Linked DNA regions of Mus musculus: all the other regions are linked to region 2. Evidence: chromatin loops called from intact Hi-C (ENCODE). Cell type or tissue: left cerebral cortex. All regions are shown on one strand. Region 1 has its middle 5.8 kb from the start of Kcnc2. Region 2 has its middle 180 kb from the start of Gm40764. Region 3 overlaps 1700010J16Rik (RIKEN cDNA 1700010J16 gene).

The links. Peaks named below come from ENCODE experiments on the same cell type or tissue, not always from the same donor. Only the 100,000 strongest peaks of a DNase experiment are listed, where the experiment ranks them.
Region 1: it touches region 2 in a loop (13-fold over the local background); 2 of 42 quality-filtered maps call a loop at or near these places.
Region 3: it touches region 2 in a loop (4-fold over the local background); 2 of 42 quality-filtered maps call a loop at or near these places.

Annotation. Positions count from the first base shown.
Region 1 is chr10:112,260,221-112,268,220 of GRCm38, forward strand. No RefSeq gene overlaps it. Among named protein-coding and RNA genes, the nearest start is that of Kcnc2, 5.8 kb to the right of the region's middle. In left cerebral cortex, no CTCF peak of the experiment used is centred here; DNase peaks (open chromatin) are centred at 86, 3,431 and 4,142; H3K27ac peaks cover 181 bases.
Region 2 is chr10:112,478,455-112,486,454 of GRCm38, forward strand. No RefSeq gene overlaps it. Among named protein-coding and RNA genes, the nearest start is that of Gm40764, 180 kb to the right of the region's middle. In left cerebral cortex, a CTCF peak has its summit at 4,110; DNase peaks (open chromatin) are centred at 3,204, 3,637, 3,949, 5,591 and 3 more places; H3K27ac peaks cover 2,182 bases.
Region 3 is chr10:112,750,377-112,758,376 of GRCm38, forward strand. 1700010J16Rik (RIKEN cDNA 1700010J16 gene) reads left to right here. Exons shown (of 7, transcript NR_040579.1): 3 at 6,050-6,196; 4 at 6,843-7,035. Among named protein-coding and RNA genes, the nearest start is that of 1700010J16Rik, 27 kb to the left of the region's middle. In left cerebral cortex, no CTCF peak of the experiment used is centred here; DNase peaks (open chromatin) are centred at 3,261 and 3,621.

The DNA of each region.
Region 1 (8,000 bases), 220 kb before region 2:
TTTTTTTTTTCTCCGCAGGAAGTGACTGAAGATGTTTATTTCACCAGCCTCAGAATAGGGCTTCTGGGCTCTCTCTCTTCTGTTAATGGGTAGTGCAAGTTAGCTGCCGTTCTCTGCCTTTTTAGTCCAGTAATGGCAGCGAGATATTTCTGTATCATTTTCACTGTGTAATGGATTCTAGTATGATTCCCATGAGTTAGATTCTATGGAAACATTTTCCTTACTAAGAAAAAAAGTGCATGTAAAATTAAAATGCTTTTTCTAACTCCAGATTGAAGAGATGAGCCTTGATGTTTAATGATATTCTCTTGGAGCACACAGTTCTAAGACTTGGAGAAAAATTACAATCGACTCTTTCTTTCTTTCCTTTCCTTTTTCTCTTAGAGGAAGAGGCTGTTCTAAGACGATCTAATTATTGTTTTCTAATAACATTTAGCATCTGGAATGACATCACAGCACACTTCACTCTCATATAGAATCTTCCACCCAAGGGCAATACAAATTCCTAAATTTGCCTTTTCGTTTTGAATTCTGTTGTCTAGGGAGGAATGGTGAGAACCTAAGAGATATTTTTAAATGTCTATTAATGTATACACGTTGGATTTATGCTAGACATTTTCTCACTCTATTTTGCTGCTATTTCCCAGGATATGGGGCTGAAGCATCATGGGCAAACAGTTTAGGGGTGATTGACACTCTTGATGCAAGGAGTGTTGAGTTTTGGGACTGGCCACTGTTCATAAGAAGATAAAAGAAGCCTATACTTAAATTGTGAATAGCTCCTCCTTACAAGACCACCATTATTCAGGAATAGAAAGAATATGCTGGCATGAAATTATACTTACAATATTCATAGTTTAACACTCCTTCCCCAAGAGGGTTCTTGCGTTCCTTTTGACTTCAGTTCACACCCTCTGTCTCATTAAGCAAGGTGATGTCCCTCCCAGGATTCTGGGTGACGGCTGCAGATATGAGCTATGTGTCAGGACAGTCACTCCATGACATTAACTCTGAGAAGACTTGAATGACAATCCAAGAAAAGAACAGAAAGACTAGAGATCCAGAGGAGGGAGCAGGGAAGAATAGGAAGCGATCCTAAGGTAGGAAGTCACTCAGTATATTCAAACCTAGAAATAATGTTAGTGGGCCTTCAGCTTAAAGCTGGGTTTAAGGTAACAGGAGGCCAAAAATATGACCAAGCCTGGATGAGCTCTTTCTGCAATACTCCCAGACTCTTCATCTAGAGAACCATCAGCAATGATAACTCCCTGGTGGCTCTTGTTTTAAACCACAGAGCCTTGGAGTGATTTGTTAGGCAAGGTGTCATCAGAACAGAATTTGAATCTGTGAGTGTGAAGCTACTATAATCAAACAAGGAATTTGCTGTTGGCCATGGGGCCCAGCCGTAGTGGAAAGCTGAGGGAACACAATGGAAATGGATCATAGGAGCTGCAAAGACATTGCAGAGGGCATGAGAGAAAGAACTATTGAAGACTGATGAAGTAGCATGGACTTTCCCAGTCCTGCAGTCTACGATGATGAGGGGACTAGACAGGGACTCTAATAAACTCATGGGCCAGGCAGGGGAAAAAGTAGAAAGTGACAAATGGCTTTTTTTTGTAGTTGTGATAAAATAAGAGAAGAAAAGAAACATCAGAGAAGAAACTTCAGCAGAATTTTGAGAAATTATGTGAGACAGAACTTGCTGAATTGAAAATTAAAGCTGTTTCTTTTCTCAGTCTCTTCCAGGAAAAGAGTATTAAACAAATGAAACCTAACTAGGGCTATGAGAAGCCTGTATTAGAAGCTAGGAAGGATAGACGTTGGTGTCTCAGACTCTTTCAGTCAGACTGAAGCCATCTAAAGAATGTACAGATATGCCCGATAGACCTTCCCTACTGCAGGAGTCACTCCTGAGCCTCTGATATGAGTGTCCTTACTGGGCTCCCAAGGTGTAGCCACTCCTTAGAGGAAAGATGTCTGGCTATAACTTTTGTTTAGATTAGAGTAGATTATTATTTGATACAAGATTTTAAGAGATTTATATTAGCTTGGATTATCACTGGACAGGGAAAGCCAAACATTTTGAAGGTATTTGGCCTCTAACCTATATCAAGTACAAAATAGATAATGATTTCTCCCATATAGCAAGAAGTTTCCCATCCAGATGCATCTGACTAATGTCAAGTAGGGCATTCAGTGAAAAATGGAGACTGATTCCTAATAATGTCCAAGCTATGCCATAAAGTCTCACCAACTTGACTGCCTAAACTTGAGCTGAAGAAGGCAACAGCATTAGCCATACCAATTTGGGGGAAGAGACAGTCTTACTCAGGGAAGAACATAAAAAACTGGTAATTCAATCCCAAGTCGTCAGCCCTGAAAATATACATATATGTAACATCGTCCTGATTGAGCAGGTCTTACTTAGGAGTATATATATTTTATATGTTACATACACATATGCATATAGCAATAAATTAAAAACAGAGGCCATGAATTTGAAAGAGAACAAGGAGGGGTGTATGGGAGGACTTGCAGGGAGGAAAGGAACTGGAGACATGAAGTCATTATAATTTCAGAAAAAAAGAAAAGGAATAAAAACATATAATAGCCAAAAAATTAACATAAAAGTTAAGAAGATATTGATACAGGAAGACCTAAATGTTTACTAAAACCTTTGCATTTCATAAACTTCTTGCATATTGACGGCTGTCTAACTTCCAAAGAGGAATCCCAATTAGAATTGTAAAGAAACTGAAGCGCAGTTGAAAACAAGATTGTATTGTGAATGAGCGAGAGTGCAGTGTAGGAGATATAACAGCAACAGAGTCTGATACCAAAACTCTGTTAACTCAAACTTTTAAGGAGCCATTCCCTTCACTTCTGAACACGCAACAGAAATAAATACTGCTAGGAAACACAATGGTGTTAAGCAAAACCTCTAAGTTCAAGTGCTATTCCTTTAAATTGCCATGGCTTTGACTTAAGGCAACTGATATGATTTTTTGTGTAAACATATCTTTACTTATAATATGTGAATAATTATAGTTCATATACCCTCAGAGTATTGAGACAATTAAGAGGAAGAAGACATGCAAATTGCTTATCTCCAGAAGCTGGAAAATGCTTATTCTCACAATAATGGCATTTGTGGTCACATTATATCATGATGCTATAACAGCTGTCTCTTTATCTGTGCCATCTCTATTGTCAGTGTGGTGGTGGTTATAACCCAGCCACTCACTTGCATATTGGGTCTACCGTTGTGGCTGAGATGTACTTAATTCCAGTACCTACAGTCTAGCAAAAGAGACAAGCAATTAAGCAAGGAATTGCAATTCTGACTTCCAAGTGTCCTGAGGAAATGAAAGCTGCTCTGTGCATCTGCATATGCTGAGTACAACATGTGCAGCTTGTCTCAGAGCCTTGAGGAAGCCTGGGAGGAGGTGGAGTAGGAGGGCAGCCATTCCTCAAAGCCTTTTACAATGGCCCGCATCCAACCTAGGAGGGTTTTCTGCTCTGCCTCCATCGTGGCTTAAACTGTCTCTTAAATGCCCATTTCTTAATACTATCACAGTAGAAATTAAGTTTACAGATATGAACTGAGGGGTCAGAGTTAAATTGTAAAAGCAATTAAACATATTCTTAAATCCAAGTAAATGTCCAAATTTAATTATCGTAATAAAACGATTTGGTTAATTCAGAGAATGCTGGTTATACATTTAAATATGATATTGGAGACGGTGGGTTCTTTTGCCTAACAGAATTCTGAAAACTGTGCATGTAGCCCTGGGATAATCCATGTCTATCCCCCTGCATGGCTTAGCATATCCTTTGAGGAGTTATTTTGACATACTAATTTGTATTGGCATCATAATATTTTTGTCACCCCTTTCCCAAATGGCACAATCATTTCTGGTATCCTGTAGTGTCATTAGAAGAACTAATCAAATTGAAATAAAACAGAGAAGCATATTTCCATGGCCAGGCTAAAGGCAAAGAATTTCAATAATGTTTTCTGAGTACAGTTCCTCTCTCCAGAACTGCTTCTTTGCCCTGATGTTATTTTTACTCCTCTTCAATTCTATTCGAAAGCTGCAGAAAGTGTCTTTTCAGAAGCCCGAGCCTCCACCTGTCTAGATGTCTTTCTAAATATTGAAACTGAACTGGTGAGCTGTGCTTAGGCATGCTCTCGTCTTATTGGGAGATGCTTCTAGCTCCTCATTCCTGGAGTCCTCATTGTTTCCTGAGGAAACCGGTCTGATTGCTCCCAATCTTTGCAGAACACTATTTGTGACTCACGATGTCTATTCTTCTTCAGTACAAACCCAATCCAAGCAGACTTCTTTTTAAGAAAACCCACTTGCCTGTTCTGATTACGGTTTTTGTTGTATGCTATTTATGAAACCTAAGGGTGTGAAGGAATTCCGATATATTTTGATAATGAGTTTTCAATTTACAGAACGACCGGGATGTATCAAGTTAGATTTGTGTGTGTGTGTGTGTGTGTGTGTGTGTTTTTTGTCATGTCTATATCTTCTACTAATTCCTATAGATATCCTGGTTATACATCCATTCAAACTGTGAATCTATCACATATTCTCTCACTAGACATGGACATTGAAATAAAAAATTATGGGCTTGAATAATAGCAGGGTTTTCTTCCTTACTCTATGAACTTGGGCAAGTGATTTGAAAAATTCACTCCTAGCCTCCTCACCCCTAGCATGCATTTAACCAAACTGTTGGTTAAACCAAACGCTGCTGATAGTTTATCTCTCAATTAAATACTTAGAGAAGCTTTGACTGATATAATTACTAACAATACTGTTCCCTTCATTGCCCTGATAATCATTTGTCAAACAGGAAAAATGATTACTTAAATGATTAGTTGGTAGACTTAACTATAATTCATAATAAAACTATATGTGCACACATGCATATGCATTCATGTGCGTATGTATGCATACACATAGCGCACATACACAGGCAGATTGGTTGAAGATACATGATAGATACTGTTTGGTGTACCTGGTTTGCTCTTAATAAAAGTTACTACTTTTCTGGCTGCACTCCTTCATAACATGACTGCAGACAGAATGTTCAGTTAATGTATTGGGATATTTTCATAAATGTTAGATTCGGTCCAATGTCCTGTTGGCTGTTGGATGCTGAGACCACTGTGGGATCTGAGTGGTCGAAGAATGTAGGATACCGAGACCACTGATTTTCAAGGTTTTAGAATAAGTCAGTCACAGCAGAATCTCGTGATAAAGCTTTGGCATTACGAAAAGCCTTTCAAAGGACGTACTTAGACCCTTTCCAATAGACTTTAAGTGTAGCGGTTCACTGTGGCTGGGATATTTTAAAGAAAATGTTCAGCAACAATGAATAATCAGGTGAAATATACACATATATATGGGCATACACATACTCATATTAGACAACAGAAGACAGAAGACAAGAAAATACTAAAAATACTTTAATTATGTCTTATCTAGCATCCATGAATTAGGAGCAAAAATAATGAGTATGTATTTTACTGATATCTGCTGATAATTTAATCTTCATATAGAGGGCAACCAACCACCTCAGGAAAGATATTCAATAGTATCCTCTTTATGAGTTAGGACTTTAAACACTATAAGGTGACTAATGGTTATTTACTAAACAGTATAAGGTGACTACTAGTTATTTACTAAAGTGTATGTTTTGTTTATTTATTATTGGTCTATGTATGTATGTATGTATGTATGTATGTATGTATCTATCTATCTATCTATCTATCTATCTATCTATCTATCTATCTATCTATCTATCTATTATCAACCTTCCTGTCTATCACCTATAACTATCACTCATTCATCTTCATCATTATGATCTGTCTAGCTTACATCTGTGTGTGTGTGTGTGTGTTTGCATGTACAAGTGTGTGTTGGGGTGAACAGAAACTGATGCCATGTATCTTCTTCGATTTCTTCATCTTATTTTCTGAGACAGGCTCTTTCCTTGAACCTGGAGCTCACTGCTTGGCTATACTGGATGGTCAATGAGCCACAACGATTGTCTTGTCTCTGCCTGCTTAGCGCTGAGGTTCCAAGGCATGCCCTGGGATACTAGATGTTTTGTTTATCAGTCCTGTGATGTCAGACTTTTTCTACTAGTCCTGGGGATCCAAACTCAGGTTCTCACCATTGTATGGCAAGCACTTTAAGGACTTAGTATCCTTCCCAGTCCACTTTTATCTGTTTCAAGTGAATGGCTGGTGCAGAAGACAGTAATGCAGATTTTTCTATCAAAAGAGGCTATTTTCAACTCTCTTTAAATGCTTATGGGTGAAGGCCATCCTATATATATATATTTCTATTCTTTTAACCTAAATGCCTTTCCTCAGAACACTTGCACATTAATTATTTTAAGTAAGCAGTAAGTTCAAACTGACTAAATACATATCTTTGCTGTGATAGATATTTATGCAGACCCCGAGTCCCTGAGAAAAGCTGTAGTTTATATTACGTACAAATGAAACTGTCAAGTTCTAAAATCATGAATTTATCTTATTGAAGTCTACCTCATCATAATCAACATGAATGATTAGTTTGGGTAGGAATGGAAATGCGTTGCATAAATGTTATGGTCTGGTTGTGTGTTCCCGAAAGTGTACTGAAACTTTGTTCCCACATTCGGCAGTGTTGGAAGGCGAGGTCTTTTTTTTTTTTTTTTTTTTTTTTTTTTTTTTGACATGTTTAGGTAAGAAGCATGGAATCATGCGGTGACTCATGGGAACTGAGTTCTCTCTCCCTTCTGCTCTTCTTCTATGTGAGAACACAGAACAAAGGTCCACATGACAGTCTAGACATCTCATTCTGGACTTCTTAGTCTCCGGAGCCACAAAAAGGCAAAACAAAACAAAACAAAACAAAACAAAAACCAGTTTCTATACAAATTAGTCTCTGATTCACTGTTAAGGTGGAGTAGAATTGACTAGGTTAACAGAGTGGGTCATTAAGTGATGATTAAAACATGCATATTGAAAAATAATTAGTATTTTTTTAAAAGTGCACATTTGTCATCAGGCTTCAAGAGCTTTACTTCCCTTGTATTTCTGCAGAGTGCAGTAGCTGAGCTAGTTTGGGGTCCCTGCCCAAGAGGCATCTGGAGGGAAATTATGGGTATTTCTCATCTACTGGATAGGGACTGTTTATGAATATATTACGCTGTAAGGGTGACTTTAAAAAAAAGTTGTTACACTTTAAATGATTTGATCTGCTCAGCTGTTAAACTTTACAAGCACGTCATTCTGAGTCATAGAGTTTTCTTTTTGGACAGGAGCTCACTCTCTACCCCACATCATGGTAGCTACACCTCACCATTTCACCATGGAATCAGGCTGGAGCCTTGAACATGGTCCTCTGTCCCTGGTCTCCCGAGTGCTGGCATCAGCGTGAGCCAGCATGCCAGGCTCACCACACATTGTCAGGAGATCCAGAGTTCCTGTGATGATGATGTAATGCCCCCTTTCTGTAGCCTTCCCTGATGCTGAGTCCAGGACACAAAGGGATCCACCCGTTGCTTCCCTGCGAGCTGTACTGTCCATACCGTCTTTTATACTCTTGCTCCCTACCAGTCATAAAGAAAACTGGCGCTGCTGTCCTCCCTGCCCCCCACCCCCCCAGTTTTGCTCATCATCTTTTAATGCTTTGTTGTCTTTTCACTTTTATCTGAATTTTACAGCAAGATCAGTGGAATCAGTTGGCCAGAGGGGTTTTCTGTTCTTGGCCATCTTATGTAACGGATCCTGGATGTTTGTATTAGGATGCTCTTCTGTTGACAGGGAGACAGAGAAGGCTTTCCATTCACTGCTTGTGTGCCAGTTCTCCCTCAGCAGATGTGGCCCACCCTTTCCTCTCCCACATCTTGTTTTCAGATTCCCAGGTCACAGTCTCTGTTTTACATCTATAAGTCATAGGAAAATTCTGACTTCTTCCGAAGGATAA
Region 2 (8,000 bases):
AATTGACTGGTAGTAGCTGACACGGACCTAAGAATTAAACGTTCATTTTTGATTGACAATGAAACGCGTAATTCCAGAGAAGATATGTGTAACTTGGCAAGTTACTACAAAAATATACCAAGCATCACAATCTATTTTCTCCTCCCCCCCACACACACCCAGTTCTTCCTTTTTAAATATATTACCCTTAGGAAAGACTCAATTTTGGGTTCAAATAGCATTTCAGTAAATTTATTTGATCTTGCTAAAGAAATTAAGGGTAAATAAAATGCTTGAAAGAGAAATACTGGGTTCACCTTCTTTAGGGTTGGGAAAACCTTTCTAGGACTGAGAAGGGGAAAGATGATTAAAGGATGGTGATAATTACAGAAATCACATCCTGTGTTATTGATGTTTGTCCTCTATTTAGTTTGTATGTTGAAAATTTCCATTAATGCAATGGCTTTAGTAAAGAATAGTTTTCAAAGTGATTAAACTAGGCTTGGCACAAATTCATTGCTGGCAACATGACTACAAAGGCTGTATTTTGTCCATGGACACTCTCTTTCTGTCTCTGTCTCTCTCTTTCTCTTTCTGTCTTTGTTTCTTTCTGTCTTTCTTCCTCTGTCCTCTGCCTCTGTCTCCCTGTTGCTTTCCTTTCTCTTCTAAGCAATGTGGTGAGAATCTTCCCTATTCCACATGCCTCTCACTCTGGTTGCCTACTTACTATAATCTAGAAACAACAGTGCCAAGTGATTCTGGTCTGAAACTTCAGAAACCATGGGCCAAAATAAACCTTTCCTCTCTTAGGGGCTTTTTTCCTTACTGTAGTACTTTCCTACTGGCCCAATATCTCCAACAAAAGATGATTATTTCTCTGGTTCTATAGTCAGTGAAAAAATAGGTTTTTAGTGTTGCTTCAGCTGTTAAAGACATAAGATATTCCTGTTGCATCAATATGAAGGGATTAATACTTTGTTTTCATTGTGGCATTTATAGTTCCAGCCTCTTACTGTTGGTCCACAAATCAGAATGGGTAAGGGGTCATGATGAAAAACAGTGTTCTACAACTCATTACCCAGACGGAACCGCAAGTTAACTCAAGCACCTACAGAAGCAGGTCCATTGAGATGCCAGTGTTCATAACCTCTTAGGTTGGAAGGAAACCAACTATAGTAGTGTTGAAAGTGGAGTGTGAGACAGGCAGCCCAGAGTGTCTGTAACTCTTCACATGTTTTCCCCTCAGGGGGGGAAATATTACATCGAAATACCAACAACTCTTTAGCTATCAGTGAAAACCAAGATCAAGGAACTTTCACTTTCCCAACTTGATGAGATTCCAGTAACTCCCTAGAATTTTAGGGACAAAACAGAACAGTTTGTTCAAATAACAACTCTAGTTGTTTCTCTTGCTACGATGGCGAAAATGTCTAAAACAAAACAGGACAGTAAATTTAATATATATGACCCATGTTGAGGAAATCCAAATTGCCTTTGTCATGCAACTGTATAAGACCATTCTAAAAGCATCATTCATAACCTACCATTTCAGCCATAAAGTATAACTGATTGCTAGTTCTTGGTTGATGGTAAGGAGTGAAAGGAATACTTTCACACGGTTGCTTACTTGGGCATTGATTTTATTGACATTCTTTTACCTATACATATTTACAGATAGGCATTATTGCCATGATGATGAATACGTCAAGCTCCAAGAGTGAAGATATAGTTGAGGAGTAGAGTGGCCACTTATGCTGGGTTAGGCCCCGGGTTTGATATACAACACTGTAATAAAGGAAAAGAAGAGCAGAACAAAACCATCTCAGCTGTACACAACAGCTTGTAAAGCCTTAGTTACTAACCAGAGCATCAGCCAGAAAATACTACCTGTTGTTTATATAACATATTTCAAAAGTTGATAATTAGGGGTATATAGTAAATAAAGAAGGGCTGTGGATGTGAATTCTTTTGTATAGCTGTACCCTGAGAGGTTCTACCAACACTTAATACAAATGCAGATGCTCACAGCCAACCATTGGACTGAGCACAGGGTTCCCAATGGAAGAGTTGGGGGAAGAACTGAAGGTGCTGAAGGGGTTTATAACCCCATAAGAACAACAATATCAAATAACCTGACCACCCATAGCTTCCAGGGACCGAAGAGGGACCACATGGAGGGACCTGTAGCTTCAGCTGCATATGTAGCAGAGCATGGCCTTATCTGCATCAGTTGGAGGGGAGGCCCTTGGTCCTGAGGAGGCTTGATGCCCCAGCATAGGGGGATGCTAGAGTGGTGAGATAGGAATGGGGTGGGTGGGTAGGGAAGTACCCTCATAGAGGCAGGGAGCAGGAGGGATGGGATGGGGGGGGGTTGTGGAGGGGAGACCAGGAAGGGGGTCAACATTTGAAATGTAAATAAACAAAATAGCCAATTAAGAAAGAAAAAGAAAAAGGAAAACAGAAAACAAAACAAGTGTGGTGGCTCACACCTCTAATGTGAGCTCTCTGGAAGTAGAAGATCATGATAATTATTTCAAGACCACTTATCACTGCATAGCGATTTAATGTCAGCCTGGGCTGTGTGGGACCTTGGTTCAAAAAAAAAAAAAAAAAACAGAGACAGAAGACAGACGGGAACAAGGGATTGATGTGCAAGTGCTATGCTTTATGGAGCATTTGGGAAATGTGTAACTATGAAACAAATCTGGGGAAAGATTTTAGATCAAAGGGAAGGGAATAGAGAGACCACAGCTTGACTGGGGCAGGTACTCAATGGCATGAAATTGGACGATCTGGGGGTGTAGACCAGGTGAGACTTTGTAGGCCATTGTAAGAAAACCAGAAAAACAAAACAAAAGAAATCTAGAATTGTAAATAGTTTCCTAATTAGTTGACCTTACTATTTTTATGTAATATGAAATACACAGCAAAGAGCAAATAAAATTGCTAAAAATCTCTTTAAAATATTCCAAATAAACTGATGTATAACATATACATACATATATACATACATACATGCATACATACATACATACATACATTTATACATACATGGGGCTATGTTTGCAGTGGTTCCCAAACTGTTGACTTTCATTATTCTTTGGCGATTGGGTCTTCAGCCTCTAAATACCTGTATCTTGAGGTTGATTCTCACAGAGCTTTGTAACCTGTCAGTGGGTAGTGTAGGCAGAGCTGCCCACACCCTGTGACTCAGCTCATCTTAAACCAGAATCGTGCCACCCCCACACCCTGTGATTCAAAGACATTTCTCCCCTACCCTTGCCACAGGGCTGAAAATTACCACATATTTCATTCCCTTGAGTTAAGCCTTGTAGGTTGCTGATAATTATTTGAATACCCTTCAAGAGGACAGGCAAAATAAGACATTATCCATTAAAAAAAAATCCTCTCAAATCCAATTAGCCAGGAAGTCACTGTGAGAGCAGAACACAGGGAAGGTTTGCTGAGAGTGTGAAAGGTAAAATCATGAACTTAACATTTCCAAGGAAGTTGTCCTCAGAAGGTATCCCTGAGAGGCTGGGAAGCAGAAGGAGGGGCTGAGAATAGAGGTTGGTGTTTAATTGGCACACTCCTTTACTCCCTAAGGCTTGACTCTGATCCTGAAAGTAACTGCATTGGTCTTAGGGAAAGAGGTGAGTTCCTGGAGGCCGAGGATCTGGGATCTTCAGTGACTCATACCCCATGTTACAAGGCTGGAGAACGAGACAGAACAGCAAATGTGAAATGCATCCCTAAATGCTGAACAGGGCGTTGTAGCTTCTGGGTTACAGTAAGCAACAATAGAGATAAGACACATCAGTACATATCACTCATCTGGGAGCAAGCTCTCGGTCTCAAGAAAGCAGTTGTACCAAAATGTCATTGCCGATATCCATCCTCATCATTATCTTTGCAGTTATCACTGTGTGTGTCACCACTAAAGTACTGAACAGCCAGGAAGTGGCGTACATGGACCTTAACACATGCTTAGGCTCCATCCGGCCCAGGCAGTAATTTTGTTTCTATAAGAAATTTGAGGAAATACCAACAACTGTACAGCAGAGGCGTGAGTCTGAAAGTCCCTTTAGCGTCCTCTGTAGGAGGGGAGCTCAGATAAAAATAAGTTTAAGTCTCAAAGAAGTTGAGTGTGCTCTGTGCTCTGAAAGCCTAGTGGAAGATGTCTGTCATAGCCTGTTCCTTTCTTTTTCCTCGTCCTCCTCCTCCTCCTCCTCCTCCTCCTCCTCCTCCCCCTCCTCCTCCTGCTTATTATAATTCATTTAGTTAGCAATCGATGACTTTTTTAAAAAAAGCATTGCATTAATATTCAATAACAGTGCAATTTCTTTATGTTGTATTTTTATAGACTTATTTTTATAACTTTGTAAAGTTATTTTCACATTAACTCCTTATCATAAAAATTCAAAACCAAAATTAAGGGCTATACAAATTCAAAACCCTTTTTGTCTGATAGAATTTTAGACCTGTTTATGTGTTTATCAGAATTGTTATTTCCTGTTTTCAAGACTCATTGCTCAGGAGGTAGCAGAAACAGAGAGGGTTCTGGGGTTTTCTATGAGATGAGATGAGATGAGATGAGATGAGATGAGATGAGATGAGATGAGATGAGACACACCAGAAGACAGATATTTCTGGTTTTGCTGCCAGGGCAAACTAACAACAAAAGAGGCCATGGCTGGAAAGTCTGATGGGAGCAAGAAAGTGTTTACTTAGAAGTTTGCCCCTTCCTCCTGAAGATCTTTACAAAGGAGAAACAAAACCAGTAGTATCAGTTGTCATCATCCTGTGACAAAAGGACACAGGTCTTGCAGAATAAAAAAACGATAAAGCAGAATTCAGGCACCCTCAGAATATTACCATCTCCATTTTTGCAATTTTCCTTTCACCTTCTGCCCCATCTCTTGATGGTGGCAGAGCCAGGAGTAATACCCACTGAGTCTTGAGAGGGAGTGGGAGGAAGAGATGAGAGCGATGGAAAGGGGAAGAAAGAGACAAGAGAGAGGAGAGAGACAGAGACAGAGAGACAGAGAGAGAGAGACAGAGAGACAGAGAGACAGAGAGAGACAGAGAGAGAGAGACAGAGAGAGAGACAGAGATTGACTCTGTTGGGCCGGAGAACCCAGTCTGGTGGTCCATGCCTGTGATCCCAGCTATTTAAGAGTCTGAGGGAAGAGAATTTCAAGGTCAGCCTTAGCCACAGAGAGCTCAAGCCAAGTCTGAGCAACTTGTTGAGAGACTTTAACTCCATACCACAACAAAACACAAAACAAACAAAGGAACAGAGAGCTATAGAGCTGTAGAATTGCTTGTTTAGCATGCTCCCGAAGAAGCCATGTTCAAAACAGGATGGGAGAAATGGGGTGGGAAGGAGAAATTGAAAACTTTGTGTAGCACCATGAGTAGAACTGAAAATTAGTAGTTTGAAAGATGAGGTCAGGGATTTTTGTCCCACTGTATCAAAATGAGAAGGAAGGTCGTGGATGCAGCTTCAGGGAACAGCTTTTGACTGGCTTGTCTGAGGCCCTGCATTCCATTGCCAACACCACAAACACCCACAAAACACCCAAAGCAACAAAAAAGAAAGGGAGAAGGAAAGAGGAGGAGATAAGAGATTGTAAGAGGAAAATGCAATTTTCAACACTAATGAGATTTTCTAAGAATCATAAGAGATAGCAATATGCATCTGAGTGATGCTTCTTGCTCACAACCTGAAATAAATGAAACAAATCAGACTGAAATCGCCCAGAGTTTCAAACAAAAACAAAGACTTGCCCTTCCGGAAAGGAGGAATAGTCCTCCATCAACAGAGTTCCAGACAAATGGCGAGTTTGGCTTTGAATACAGGAAAGATGGAGTAGAGCCATGCAGGAAAACTATGAAGCTAGCAGTGCTGGAAAACTAGGGTACTGCTATGCGGGGGAACTGTGCAGCAGCTTGGTAAAAGTATAAAGGCAGATTAATATTATCTTTCTAGATTATCTGCTACTTATATGCAGGAGTGGGATTTTAAAAATTGTTAGGTGTAATGCCTAAAGAGTTAATCCCCCAAAGTGGGACAGTCCCACTCCCCTCTCCTGCACACATGCCAGCCTTTTCCCCCATGGATTCTTGGAGAATGTACTCTCCGACAAATGCCAGAAAATGAGTCACAGGGGACTACTGCATATGAAATTGAAAGTTACAGTGTCTAGGTAAAACAAATGTACACATTAAGTCTCTCTACAAACCGACATGCTATATAGAGGTATATTTATCAATTTATATATTACCTACTTATTTACTTTTCTTTACAAAAGAAATCAAAAGTAGGCATAGACTCAAATAATGGACACAGGGATGAGGAGAAGTTCACGAGAGTTTAGAGAGAGTTTGAAAATAAATTGAAACGTCCTGTAGTTCTGGAAGACGGAATGGATGCTGTCAAATGAAGAGACTTACAGGAGCAGATAACACGTGCGTGTGTTTCTGACTCATAGCCGAAACTGAGAATAACCTGTAGGTAAAAATAAATTTAGCATGTGTTACATTCACATCAGAAAGAGATTATATGTTCAGTGAACAGTATAAATGGAATAAAATTAAAACGATGGCAAAAATATACAATAACAAAATAGATCCTTACGTAATGATTGCCGGTACAAAATAAAACTATACAAGCCTGGACTTGCTTTAATACATGAAGCACGAGAAGCTGCAAAATAAATAAATAAATAAATAAATAAATTAATTAATTAATTAATTAATAGAAATAAAGCTATTTCATGAAAGTGGGAACCAAAAGGAAGAGGAATCAGCAAATTTAACAACAGGAAAACTAACTTAAAGATGGCTTTAGCATTTGTGAGACAAATGGTAAACTCTCCTTCAATAAATGATCGATGAAGAATGCCTGAGACAGGATGAGCTCTGACTTTATACATGCTGCTCAAATCCAGGCACAGAAACAAATACAGTCTGGAATGCAAAGGAAGCTTTACAAATTAACAGTGTTATGAGCATAGACAAGCATATGTGTCTCTGCACCAGTGTCAGAGATTATTGAATAAAAATAAACCCTCAAGGCTCAGTGAATGGAATGCCAGCATGCTGCTGGATAAATCCTACATATTTTATAGTCTGACCAAGGTGAATGTATGCACTTTTATAGTTTTTCCCCCCTTTTGAGACTGCTTCTGCCTCCCCAGTGTTAGGATTAAAAGCTAAATACCTCAACCAATATGCTCTGCTCTTTTGTTCCAATCTTAATCACTAATATTAACTCCCATACCATATAGCACACAGTAAATATAGTCTTACATGAATGTACATGGCTTACAGAATGGATTTATATTAAAGAAGGTTGTGAGCAGAGCATGAAGATCCTTGTGCCCACAGATCTCCAGGGAAACCAGGAATGTGAAGCAGGCAGGATTATTTTTCCAATAGGAAAAAACCCTGTTCTTCCATCCAGCAAGATAGGAATTGGAAGTAATTAGCAACCTGGTGATCTGTGTTTTCTTTTGGGCCAGGCCATGTCAAGCTCCTACAAGCAAGGTCAGAGGTTTGTAAATGATCCTTACATCCAGTGAGTTCCCACAAGCTTGCACAACCAGGACTAGGGGGTGGCTAGTAATGTAAACATAACTTTTATAGCCAGGGGCTCCCCCATGCTCCCAAAACAAAGACCAGAGGTGGTCTTCTTGGAAGAAATAACACTACTGTGAGTTTCAATGTAATTACTCTTTCTTGTGCATCAGCAATTGTGTTACACTAGGAAACTTTTTTCCCCAAAAATTATACTGGGCTTAGACACGTTGGGAATAAACCACCTGTTGTTAGACTCCCCAAAGTCTGATCCAGGTTGACTAAGTCAATCTGCACCAGGTTTTCATTCTTATCTCTTTGAGTGGTTCATGTCCTTGTCTGATACCTGCAGGGATCACCTCAAAAGAGGATACATCAGAGTTTCACAAGTAGACTGATGGAAATGTTACTGAGGTCTCTATTGATTGATAGGAATTCAA
Region 3 (8,000 bases), 270 kb after region 2:
CTCTGCCAGTACCTGATAAATACAGAGGTGGATGCTCTCTGCCAAGCATTGGACTGAGCACAGGGTCCCCAATGGAGGAACTAGAGAAAGGACCCAAGAAGCTGAAGGGGGTTGCAGCTCCATAGGAGGAACAGCAGTGTGAACCAATTAGTACCCCCAGAGATCCGAGGGACTAAATCGCCAACCAAAGAGTACACATGGAGGGACCCATGGCTTCAGCTACATATGTAGCAGAGAATGGCCTTGTTGGTCATCAATGTGAGGAGAGGCCCTGGGTCCTGTGAGGGCTTGATGCCTCAGTGTAGGGGAATGCCAGGACCATGAAGTAGGAGTGGGTGGATTGGTGAACAGGGGGAGGGAAGAGGGGATAGAGAGTTTCAGAAGGGAAACCAGGAAAGGGGATAACATTTGAAATGCAAATAAAAATATCTAATTATAGAAAAGAAAAGAAAAGAAAAAGAAAATTAGGGCTTAAAATATGGGATTATTAGTTGTACCTACAACCATTATGTTAGGAACACACACACACACAAACCTATTTTTTTAATTAGGTATTTATTTCATTTACATTTCCAATGCTATCCCAAAAGTCCTCGACATGCACCCCCACCCACTCCCGCAGCAACCCACTCCCACTTCTTGGCCCTGGCGTTCCCCTGTACTGAGGCATATAAAGTTTGCATGACCAATGGGCCTCTCTTTCCAGTGATGGCAGACTAGGCCATCTTTTGATACATATGCAGCTAGAGTCAAGAGCTCCGGGGTACTGGTTAGTTCATAATGTTGTTCCACCTATAGGGTTGCAGATCCCTTTAGCTCCTTGGCTACTTTCTCTAGCTCCTGCATTGGGAGCCCTGTGATCCATCCATTAGCTGACTGTGAGCATCCACTTCTGTGTTTGCTAGGCCCCGGCATAGTCTCACAAGAGGCAGCTATATCTGGGTCCTTTCAATAAAATCTTGCTAGTGTATGCAACGGTGTCAGCTTTGGAAGCTGATTATGGGATGAATCCCTGGATATGGCAGTTTGTAGATGGTCCATCCTTTCGTCTCAGCTCCAAACTTTGTCTCTGTAACTCCTTCCATGGGTGTTTTGTTCCCAATTCTAAGAAGGAGCAAAGTATCCACACTTTGGTCTTCGTTCTTCTTAAGTTTCCTGTGTTTTGCAAATTGTATCTTATATCTTGGGTATTCTAAGTTTCTGGACTAATATCCACTTATCAGTGAGTACATATTGTGTGAGTTATTTTGTGATTGGGTTACCTCACTCAGGATGATGCCCTCCAGGTCCAACCATTTGCCTAGGAATTTCATAAATTCATTCTTTTTAATAGCTGAGTAGTACTCCATTGTGTAAATGTACCACATTTTCTGTATCCATTCCTCTGTTGAGGGGCATCTGGGTTCTTTCCAGTTTCTGGCTATTATAAATAAATAAGGCTGCTATGAACATAGTGGAGCATGTGTCCTTCTTACCGGTTGGAACATCTTCTGGATATATGCCCAGGAGGGGTATTTCGGGATCCTTCGGTAGTACTATGTCCAATTTTCTGAGGAACCGCCAGACTGATTTCCAGAGTGGTTGTACAAGCTTTCGATCCCACCAACAATGGAGGAGTGTTCCTCTTTTTCTCCACATTGGCACAACAATCAAAGAAAATGCAAAATGCAAAAAACAAAAAAAAACTATTTTAAAATGCCAGTTTTAAGTTAAATTCAACTATATTAATTTACTATTGAGATCATTAGAAGAACTGTCAATTTGATATCATGAGATACTACACAGGGGTTTCCAATAATTCAGAGTATTGCCATCATAAATCCTTCTTTGTTTGTTGTGATTTTTAAAGGCATTAGAGAGATTCCAGATTTGATCTTTTACTCACATGTCTTACATTTAAGGAAGCTATTTATTGCTCTTTTTCTAAATTAATGGATTTTGAAAATTTTTTCATAGTCTCTCTACCTTTCCAAAGCAAGACAAGAATCAGCTAGGCTTGTATTTATTTCTATAATCTCTCCATTGTCAATCCATCCAGGTGGAAACAATTCATGTAGCCTCAATTCATAAGCTAGGGATATTAATTAAATGTCAGGGAAGTTTTACAATTACTGAGCTAAAGTAGTGGTTTGGAACCACTTAAAAAACAAATGTCTAGGTACATTGTGAAGAGTTAGCTAGCTTCTGGATTTGTCTGTGATGGGTGTGTTAATCAGATTAATTGATGTAATCAGACTTCACTAAAAGTGGACAGCAGCATCACCATGGCAGGAATATACGTATACACACACATATATTCCATATGTATATGAATATATATTCATATATACATATCTATATGAACCAATGTGTGTACATTTTATTACTAAAAATATCTTTTAATCATACCTTTAGTTTGATTTATGTGTTAAAATATTCACTCACTTGAATTGTAAGTTCAGGGTATCTGGTCGAGTTAAAGAGTTGTGTATCCATCACCACAAACCAAATTTCTAGCAGTTGTACTACTTCCAACAGACCCCAATACCACTGATGGGTCCCTTCCAGTTACTGTTGGCAATCCCACCACTATATCCCTCTTTATGTGTCTATGGTTTTATATCCTCTAGATATTTCATTCTAATGATGTATGATACAGTACTGGGTCTTTTCCATCTGGCTTCTTTCATGTGTTAGAAGCTTGAGGATATTGTTGCATTTCCAAATATCTACTCTTCATATTTCTTAAGTTGATTACATACCAAATGGCTAGATCGTTCACATTATTTTATCAGTTTACCAGTTAATGGACATTTGAATTATTCATAGTATTTCAAATGTTGTCAATTACTCTGCTGTAAATCATCTTCTATAAGTCTATATTTGAAAGTAAAGTTTCCTCCGGGTAGATGCCTATATGTGAAATTACTGAATTATATGACAGATTTACCCTTACCTATTCAAGACACTGACAGATTGTTTCTAAAATTATTGCCTATTCAAAATTTCCACCAGAATATAGCTTGTGCTTGTCATAGATTTCTATCTTAAATGTCTCTCAAAGATTTCAGTGGCAAAGGCTTGGTTAGTTTCTACATTGCTGCTACTATGAGGTGGCATAACCTTTAGGCCATGGAGTATAGTTATAGATCTTTAGGTCATTGTCATTGGAAACATGTCTTCAAGCAGCCTTCTTGTTGTTTTTCTCTCTTGTTCATTTGTCTCATTCATTTTGTGATGCCTTTAATAGAGGATCATGGACCGGAGCCTATGAAACCGATCCAGAGCAAGCTGTTTCCTTTTTAGGAGTTGATTTTCTTAGATGTTTGTTATAGTAACAGAACGCTGACTAACACAGCACTATTAAAATCACTGGATGCCAGGCACAATTTAAATTTCAACTAGTGGTAAATTATAGATACATAGAACTCATGATGTTGTATTTCCACAACCAGTTTCCTTCTACCTTTAGCATTTGAAGGCCATTTTTCCCCCAGATTTGTTATTTTCTGCATGAACAACTTCCTATGCAAATCAGGGTTGGGATATCAAATATAAGAATTGTTTAGCTGTAGGCATTTTCGGATTCTAGATTAAGGAAGTTCTTTGTGATAATTAGTCACATCTGGCAGGGCCACTTACATCATTGCATATGCTTAGAGGAATAAGTAGCTTGAAAGATCAGCAAAAGAATTTTGCCTTCTGGCCACATTTCAAGAGAGCACATTTATAAACAAGTGAAATATATTTTAGAGCTATGTTCATAATGTCTTATTTTCCTTAAAATAAAGTCAGCAATCCATCTGCTTTTGCAATCAAGAACTGGGAAAATGTGTAAAGTGAGCAAGACAGAAATACCATCTAAATAAATCTGCTACCTGGAATATCAGGGTCACCCTGAAGCAATTACATCACAGCATAATTGTATAGTTCTTCTACCTTTGTTGCTCATAAAGTAACTTGAGATTAATGATATTAGTATATTTATTAGTAATATTTCTATTTTCTTTTATTTTTACTCATATATGAACACATCACTCTAAAGTCTTAGGTTGTGACTATGAAGATTAATATAAATGCCAGCAATGCTCAAATTTTGAGAAAAATTACAACTTAAATGTTTCATATTTTCTTATATTTATTGAATAATGTGAAATAATTTAAACCTGTCTCAGGAATTGTGTACAATAAAACAAGAAATATAATTATGATTTGTAAAATAATGGAAAGGGTAGAGAAAGAATCATGGGAGCAGTGAAAATTAGATTGAAGAAAAACTAAGAAAACTAAGGATGTTTAACAATTTCCAATTCCTATTTATTATTTCAGCATATATCCATTTATGAAGTACATGATGCCAGACAATATTAAAGTTACGAGAAGTACATATAATATAAAAAGATATGTTTGCTCACATCCTATAAATAATGTTCTAGCATAAATAAGGAATTAAAATATAGTATAAAGCAAGACTATTAAGTTAAACACAGTGCTATAGGTGCATGAAGAAGCTCCATGAAGCTTCACAACCTTGAGGAGGTCTAGTAAAAAGCTCCAAGCTGAAAGTAATGGAAGGGCCATGGAGCAATACATACGTGCCAAGATGGCATTTGGTTGCCCTGGCAATTAGTGATGCCTACTGAAAACTAAACATACAAATAGTTCAAAATGATTACGTATACAAGTTAACTATTGAGTGGCTTTACATTTTTGCATAGTATACGATTTCTTGTAATATCTTAATCTTCCAAACATGACTTTTTCTTCATGTGGGTATCTGGATATATAATGTAGATATACAAATCATACATTTATTCATAATAAGTTATTAAAAGTATTTTAAAACAATTCTTTGGATTTGGTATACTTACAATTTTACCATTTTATAAGATAAAAACAAATTGGCATACCAATGAAGTAAATGTGCTTGTTTATTTTTTATTCAAAGAATTAAATCTTTGCTGAATAGTTGGTGCTATGCAATTTAGAGTTTTTCAGAGATGATTGATAGTTTTATTTATAATTATCAATACCTCAGAACACTATTGAATATAAAGAGGTAGCATACACACATACACAGACACACACACAAACAAAACAAAACAAAACAAAACAACAAAACAAAACAGAGGTACGTACAAGCCAGTTTCAGAGATACTGAAAGTTCCATCCTAATCCCAAACCAAATTTTGCTTAATGATTCTCTGTGAGAGTTCAGTCAGCAACTAGAAAGAGTGATTATGAGGATACATTTTAATATGCTATAATGCAAACAAGTCTCAGTTTGGTATACAGTAAAAGATGACATCATGAAAGCATCACAAGTTTTTGTTTTTTTTTTCTTTCTGCAAGCAAATCATTAGGGTTCTATTAAAGAATCATGGTTTATGTATAGAGGAAGACCCATGGAATTTATAACACCCAATAATCTGAGCTAAGGTGTTTCAGGCAATGTTGCTTGTTTTCTGTATGACACAACAGCACTCTCAGGGCAAAGGAAGCAATTGTCTTCAGTACCAGGGAAGCCATGAAGTCATACAATAGACCTGACTTCCATTATAAATTCGATTTTAAATATTTTTGGTCATTGCAAATTCAGAAACATTTTCCCCTGGTCAAACTTTTTCAAGTTATATGAACCTTTATGGGCTAACAATCTAAACCCAATTTTTTCCAGAAACTTTTATACACTAAGGTTGGTGTGCATGACCATATAGTGAAATGTCTACTTATACCATCCATTTCATTATTAGATATTTATCTGGCCTATTTTTAAACTGGTGAGAATGACCCTCTAACTTTATTTATGAGTCAATAGTTAGTCACTATTCACAATGTGTAAAATTGTATGCTGAGAAAAACAGTCAATGTAGGTCCATAAATAAAACACAGAGTGAAGCAACTAAATAATGTTAAAGAACAGTAAAAATCAAATATCTAATTTATAGGACCTGATAATTGGTTATATGATTTTGGTAACTTTATATAAGAGCAAGGAAATGCAACAAAGTTTTAAACAGAGGAATGTAGATTTTGATTCTGGGTGTTAAGAAGATACATTTGACTACAGGATGGAATGACATGGGAAAAGCAAAAGTTGAGCGACCAAGAGGTGAAAGGGTGACTTGTTCAAGCATCCTCAAGTAGAAGCATTGAATACAAAAAATCAAGAGAAATTTTGGAAATTGAATACACAGAGCAGAATGGCTCATTCGATGTAAGTGAGAAACCCAAAGTACTTTCAAAGCTTATGATGTGATAGAAGTTACTTCATCTATGATATAATATTTGCTAACTAGAATATGACCAAAACCTTTATTCTAGAAAAAAAAATAACAGTATCTTCTGTAGACAGTGAGGATCTGAGAGTTTTGGGGATTACCATTTGGAGTTGTACACTCTGTGGTTATATGTTTACGGTTCCGGAGCTCAACAGAAATGTGTAGGTTAGATTTAAAATGTTATATTTTTCATGGTTGTTATAAGTTCAAAGGTATGATGGTATTCACAATTTTGTTTATGGCAAGGATGATTTTCTCAAGCTCTATAGAATTTCTCAGTGATTGAGAGTTATATCCCTAGGCTTTGCAAAGTCAATTATTTTGTGATAAATGGAATAGACAACAACCCGAGATACCTTGAGGCAGGTTAACGTGTGCAGATTTGGCTGCACTGTGCCAGCAGTTTGAGATGAAAATGAGGCTGTTTCTAAGGATTTTCCTTTGAATGTGATTGAGCCACAACCTTGCCAGTTCCATCACAATTTGGAAATACTGGCTTAAGGATAAGGATTTTAAAAATATAGCTTGGTGTTTCCTCCATCTAACCCATTGTCTTATTTACCTCTCGATTTCTTCACTCAGACATCATGGTCAAGGCAACTCATAGAAGACAGAGTTTACTTTGTGCATATCATTTCAGCATCATCGAATCCATGACCTACTGTTCTATCAGGAGCATAGATGGCATCAGGAAGGCAGACATGGAGCTGGAACAGTACCTATGAGTTCACATCTTGAGAACATGGCAGAGACAAATAACTTTTGGAAAAATTCAGTGTGTGAATTTGGATCTCTCTCCTTCCATACCTACCTAAGACATGTTCTGTTTAGCTTTAATCTTATGGCAAATTAGCTAGGCAGGAAATAGAAGGTGGGACTTCCTGGGAGGAAGAAATGAGGTCTGAGAAGACAGAGGAAGGCCTTTGTGCCAGGATACGGACAAGACTACAGGCCTGGAAAGTACAGAAAGCCACATGGCTGGATAGGGCGAGGTGGTCGGGTTAACTTTGACAAACTACTTGAGAGTCTTCCCAGCTCAGGCCTAAGCTTTGAACTATTTAAAAGTCTCCATATGATAATTTGGGGGACTAGCTGGTTAAGGAATAATTGCCATCATAAAATTTCCAGCATTAATTAATTTGTACAGAATATTAATAATCATTTTTACAGCTAACTAAAAATGGTATGGGCTTTTGAAACCATAGAGCTGAATCTCTAGTGACACATCTCTTCCAACAAGGCTACACCTCCAATCCTTCCCAAAGAGTTTCACTAAGTGGATACCAAATCTTTAAAAAATATATATTAGCCTATAAAGGCTATTCTCAAACTATAACACTCATTTGGTGAGTGGTCGAGGGGGATAGTGGATAGGGGGTTTTCAGAGGGGAAACCAGGAAAAGGGATAACACTTGAAATAAAGAAAATATCTAATTTTAAAAAAAGTATGAGACTGTAAAGGCTATTCTCAAACTATCACACTCATTTTACATTATTATTTTTCCTTAATCATGGATTTTTGATTGCTTTAACTCCTGGTGTAATTGACTAATGATTTCCATAATAATTAACTAGAATGCGAAACATATGGTAATGTTCAATTAACACATAGCCATTGATCCTTTGACTAAACTAAGAAAAGTATTCTCAGCGATCAACCCAATTACTATCTGACAATAATGAAGAGATAAATGAATGATGACATCTAAAAATTTCTTCAGAAAAATGTGAAGATGTTTA